2 separate regions of the Homo sapiens genome follow, and region 2 is linked to region 1. Evidence: chromatin contacts called from ENCODE Hi-C or POLR2A ChIA-PET data. All regions are on one chromosome and are shown on one strand. The core of a region is the stretch at or near the end of the contact, and the rest is flanking DNA. Distances in the headings are between cores, read along the strand shown.

Region 1 (2,700 bases), core at 196-2,695:
TTGGCCATTTGTAAATCCTTTTTTGTGAAGAGCCTATTTAAGGGTCTTGCCTGGGGAAGTAGGAAGAGGATGAAGGCTAGAGATAGGCAAAGGTAAACCAGGGAGAACTTTGGGATTCACCATTTTACTGAAAACTTTTGGTACCTGCAAGTAATGATTCTGGAGTCACTGTATGTTATTCTGGGATGTCCATAGCTGAAAAATCCCTTTGTATGACAAGATGCCTGCAGGGAGGCTCTCTATTGCTCAGGTATGCTGGAACAAGTAAGGAATATGTTAGGGAGTGTGTCCCAGCCTGGCTCACAGAAAGGCTATTGCTTTTCCTAGGCCATTTGAGTTTCTAACTCCCACCAACAGTTTTAGTAGACCTTAACCTTGCAATCAAGTTGTAGATTATAGTACTATTGAACCTACATGAATCAGCCCCTCAGGGCCAAGGTCACATATTTGATTAGAGGCAAGTCTCATTTAAGTACATTTTCTCCCCGTGTGATGTTTATGAAAATGATGAAATTCATAGCATTTTTCTACTTCTCTGTATTTCAAATCAACCATATAATTTCCCCCTTTTGAAGGCTGCTGCAATGTAAATGGAAAAGCTCATGATTTGGGCTCAGACTATACCAGTTTAACTCCCAGTGCTAAATTTAACTAGTTTTGTGATTTTGAGCAAGTCACTTTACCTTTTTGAGACTTAATCTGCTTGCCTATAAAATGGGTACATCTACCTTACAAGGATAGGATTCAGATAATTGATGCAAAAGCAAACTGTAAACCTTAGGTTACTGGACAAATCAATATTATTATTTATGTTAGTTTGGGACCTATAGAAGGAGATCTTGGAAAATTGTAGGGCTGGGAGCCAGAGGCCATGGAAGATAGGGAAGGAGGTGAAAGTGGGAAAAATTACACCCTGGAAACCCAGTGACCAAGTCTCAACTCCTGGCTGGCTTGCATCAAAAGCTGGAGCCTGAGCGTCTGTTACAAGTGAAGGAGCCAATGCAGAAATTCCTCTGACCACTAGAGGGAGCCATACCTTAGGCTGGGCATCAGATGGGCCTCTATTATCTTTAGCAAAGATCCCCATGGTGCCTGCCACTTTGATTTCACATCTGTAGGTCTGAAAAAAGCACTAAGCTTGACACTACTTCTCTTGATTTTAAAAAATTATCTTCTTCCTCAACATAACCACCACTACCATCATCATCCTAGTCTTTGCCCATCTGTCCATTAGTCTTGTTATCTCTTTGCCCTCTTTTAGGAGTGAAACAATTGCCTTTAAAATCACAATTTATAATGAGAAACGTAATTTTCTAACAATCCAGAGCCTGTGTCTACCCACCAGGATCTCTTTTCTCTTTAGTGCAATTACATGAAGTGCCAACTTTTAAATCACAAGTTGGCTGGCCGCCTACGTCCATCAGAGGACAGGCCTGCCTTGGAGGGGAGCCATGTGGCCAGGGCTGTGCAAAGCCCTTCCATTGTTGCGTTTGATTTCTTCAGAAGGGGAACACCAAGGCCATGTGAGGGTCAAGCCTGAGAAAGAATGTTTATTTTTGGAGTTTCTGATAAGACCAAAAACAGACAGAAAAAAAGAAAAAGTTGAACATTCAGCACATTCATTTTACTGATACTAATGCTGCTAACTTCTCTGGGAAAATTCAACTTAGACAACTCCGCGGTGATAAGAAAGCAGTGTCCCCACACATTTTCTCAATTCCTGGAGGAGGGCAAGGCGGAGGATGTTGCGTGTTTCTCCTAGAGGAAAAAGCTCAATCCTAGAGTCAGCTGGGTCAGCCTGAAACCTCCCCTCCCGTGGGGTTCACTCCCACCTCTGCCTGACACTCAGGTGGAGCTCTGCTAGGAAGCTGGTGGGGTCCTGGTGCCTGCTCCACTCCCTGGACTTCTGCCTGGGCTCCCACAAGCTATGAGGGAGTACTTGGGGGTCAGGAGCCTCAAGAGCATCCTGGAAAGTTTAGAAAATTTCACTTTTCAGGCCGGGCACAGTGGCTCACGCCTGTAATCCCAGCATATTGGGAGGATCACCTGGGGTCAGGAGTTCAAGATCAGCCCGGCCAACATGATGAAACCCCAATTCTATTAAAAATATAAAAATTAGTTGGGCGTGGTGGCAGGTGCCTGTAATCCCAGCTACTCAGAGGTTGGGGCAGGAGAATCACTTGAATCCAGGAGGCGGAGGTTGCAGTGAACCAAGATCATGCCACTGCACTCCAGCCTGGGTGACAGAGTCAGTGAGACTTTGCCTTAAAAAATAAAAATAAAAAAGAAAGAAAAATAAAATTTCACTTTTCTTTCATATATTCAGGCATTGCTTTAAAGATAATTAGCATTATCATTTCTGTCACTTTAAGGGTAATATTAAGAGAAATAAAACTCAGGGGGTTTGGCTGATTTCTGCTCATTGTTTCTTTTATTCAGCCAATATTCCTGGGGCATGTACCATGAACCAGGCTCTGTGCCAGCTCCCGCAGATGCAAGATGAAGACCTTGCCCTTGCCCTTGAGTGGATGGAGAGGACACAGATGGACAAGCACCTAGATGAGATGAGAGGTGTAGGGGTTGGGCTTAGCTCTGCCTGTGGGAACCTGGGCAGGCTTCATCAGGAGGTGGCGCTCAAGTCCAACTGAAAATATGGGTAAGTCATTCCCTAGACTGACAAAGTAGGAAAGGGCATTTCAG
Region 2 (2,700 bases), core at 71-2,570, 370 kb after region 1:
AACTCAAGTGTCCATCGATGGATGAATGGATAAATAAAGTGTGGTATAAACATGTCATGAAATACCATTCAGCCTTAAAATGAAAGGAAATTCTAACACACACTGCAACAGAGGTGAACCTTGAGGACATTATGCTAAGTGAAATAAGCCAGTCACCAAAAGACAAATACTGTGTAAAATACCAAGTGGTATTAGATATGAGGTATCTAAAGCAGTCAAACTCATCGAAATAAAAAGCAGGATGACGGCTCCCAGGGTTTGGGATGGGGGCAATGGGGAGACGTTTACTGAGTATGGATTTTCAGTTTTGCAAGAAAAAAGTCGTGGAGCTCTGTGGCACAATGTGAATATCCTTAGCACTGCTGAACTGTGTACACCTAAAACTGGTTCAGATGGCAAATTTTGTTATGTGTATATTAGCAAGAATAAGAATTTTAAAAAGATAAATCACAGCCCTTAAAGAGGAAAAGTGTAAATATTTGGCAAGTCTCTTTTGTAATAGAATAATACGGTTATTCTGGGAACAACTCAAAGGTGCTGACCTCACTGGACGGGAATGTGGAGGACACTCTTTTCCACTTCCCACTGGCTGTTAATGAAGCCAAAGCCTCCTCACTCTCTACCCCCTGCAATGTTCTCATCTCTGCTTTGAAGTGTGTTGTTGGCTGAGATAGTGAGCAGATGATCCACCTAAAATCACACAGTGTGGGGGAAAGAAACGCTTTCAGGTCTGAAACGTGCATATGTAGCGGCCTGGAAGTGGAGTGCTGGCTGTGTCTATGAAGAAAAGCTGCTGGCAGGGAAGAAGATGACTCTCAGACAGAACCAGAAATTACAGCCCATTTTCTCTTGCACCATGGTGTCATCTTATTTGTTAAAAATTCCAGAAAAAAAAAATCCACAAATTAATGCCCTTTGGGGAAACTATGGAAGCTGATGTTTTCTTTTACATTAGCCTAAATGACTCTCATTCAAAACACAGCCCCATTTTGATTCTATCCTGGCTCGTAGGGGGCACTCAGTCAATGCTTGTTCAGTAAATGAATGAATGAAAGGTTGTGAGTGACTTCAGAACACACCCACTCAGTTAAATTCCTTATCTTTGTTACCACGCCTATTCAGTGCCTACAATAAGAATTCCAAGCATCAAACATCTCATGCTTGAATCCATTCTTATAGCTTATCTCAGATATGAAAAATGTAATACAATGAGGATGTTCTAATAAAGTCTATTAATCAACAGGACAGGACAGGTCAGGGCAGCAGCAGAAAATAGAATGCAAACACAGTTCCTGTTAACTAGAGTCATCTGAAGCCCGCCGGAGCCAGCTAGGGCCAGACGCTGTGGGCAGGAAGAACTTGGAACGAAGGGTATTTGAGGAACTGGGAACGGCGATAGCGTCACACTCGTCTTACTACGGTTCTTTTTATAGGAGATCAGAGTAAAGACGTGTTGGAAATATAAACTCATTTTTTTTTACCCTCAATTTACAAAATCAAGGTTTTTTTTTTTCTCAGCCTTGTTAGGAAGCTGGGTGCAACATAAGACACCAGTCTTTCTCCCAGGGTTGCTGGAAGATGTTATGATAGCCCCAAGCAAGGGCACTGTGCCAGGTAGAGAGATGACCTTAAGGAGTGTATGCCCCACCTCTGCAGAAGGCTCCCCAGTCCTTCCAATGTGACCTAGAGAAAGAGGTGCTGAAGGCAAATGGGGCCCAGGGCTTGGTTCTAGAAATTCACCTAAACTTCGGTTCTCCCTCCCTGCCATCTCCTAGGCCAGGGAAAGGCAGGGAGAAGAGGAAGGCAGCTGGCCATGTGCCTCTGGAAGCAGAGGCTGTGGTGGCCGGGGAGGCTGGCAGGTATGGTCCCTCGGGGGAAGCTCCTTGGTGCTGTTCTAATTTGGCACCAGAAGACCCCAATGGCAGGTTAGTCATGAACGGTGGGTCCTAAAGTGGCAAATCCAGCTTTGGGTCCCCCTCTCTCCCCACTGATGGGGGCCCCAGAAGTCTAACGGAGGTCAGCAGAACAGGCTCACTGTGCGGGAATCTAGCGGTTCTGCAGCGCCCATACCCAGGGAGTCTTAAGGTAAGGGGACTTATGATTGGGGTTTTTAATTAGATTTCATTGCCAGGCCTCCATGGAAAACAAATCATTCTAAATTCTTATAAACAGAATTTTGAGCTGCAACAATAACATGAAAACATTCTCATAGACAGTATTTACTTAAAAAAGAATGTTTTGTGGAAAGGATGCACTCCTGTTCCCAATCAGCACAACTATTTTTAAGTAGGATCAGAACTCTTGTAAAGACAATTTTGGTGTGGATGTGGTCTTAGTCCATTTAGCCTAAACTGTCCAACATGCGTCTCCCTCTCCTGTTTGCGGGTCTTGGGGCATGGGGCTTCGTCACCTCCAGACAACCATCCAACGGAAACCTGGAATTATCTCTGCCCAGTAATAAGAGCAATAACATTGACATAGCAGTGGTTCTCAGCTGGGGGTGATTTGGCCTCCCTGGGGACTTGGGAGCATTTGGCAATACCAGGAAATATTTTTGGAGAGGAGGGATATTGGGGGGGGTGCTTTTGGTATCTAGTTGTGGAGTCCAGAAATGCAGCTAAACATCCCGTAACACACAGGACAGCCCCCAACAAAAAAAAATTCTACAGTCCAAAATGTCAATATTGTGAGATTGAGAAA

Evidence for each region. A loop is a pair of places that touch in the nucleus more often than their neighbours do. ChIA-PET counts read pairs that join two places held with the same protein, here RNA polymerase II (POLR2A). Pooled maps may share reads with other maps.
Region 2: a pooled map shows a loop between it and region 1 (2.5-fold over the local background). The contact joins two enhancer-like sites. A Hi-C loop is called at or near these places in 1 of 50 pooled maps. POLR2A ChIA-PET finds 5 or more read pairs at or near these places in 2 of 52 experiments (BJ and GM12878).

What each region holds. Positions count from the first base shown.
Region 1 is chr4:25,439,091-25,441,790 of GRCh38, forward strand. LOC105374536 (a long non-coding RNA gene) reads left to right here. Exons shown (of 4, transcript XR_925494.3): 2 at 2,440-2,656. Among named protein-coding and RNA genes, the nearest start is that of ANAPC4, 63 kb to the left of the region's middle. RefSeq lists a silencer at 2,591-2,700. Within about 2 kb of position 1,446, at least 9 of the 41 ENCODE cell types and tissues checked have a DNase peak (open chromatin) inside an H3K27ac peak, as active enhancers do.
Region 2 is chr4:25,813,296-25,815,995 of GRCh38, forward strand. The region is part of intron 9 of SEL1L3 (SEL1L family member 3); the gene reads right to left. Among named protein-coding and RNA genes, the nearest start is that of SEL1L3, 48 kb to the right of the region's middle. Within about 2 kb of position 1,321, at least 7 of the 41 ENCODE cell types and tissues checked have a DNase peak (open chromatin) inside an H3K27ac peak, as active enhancers do.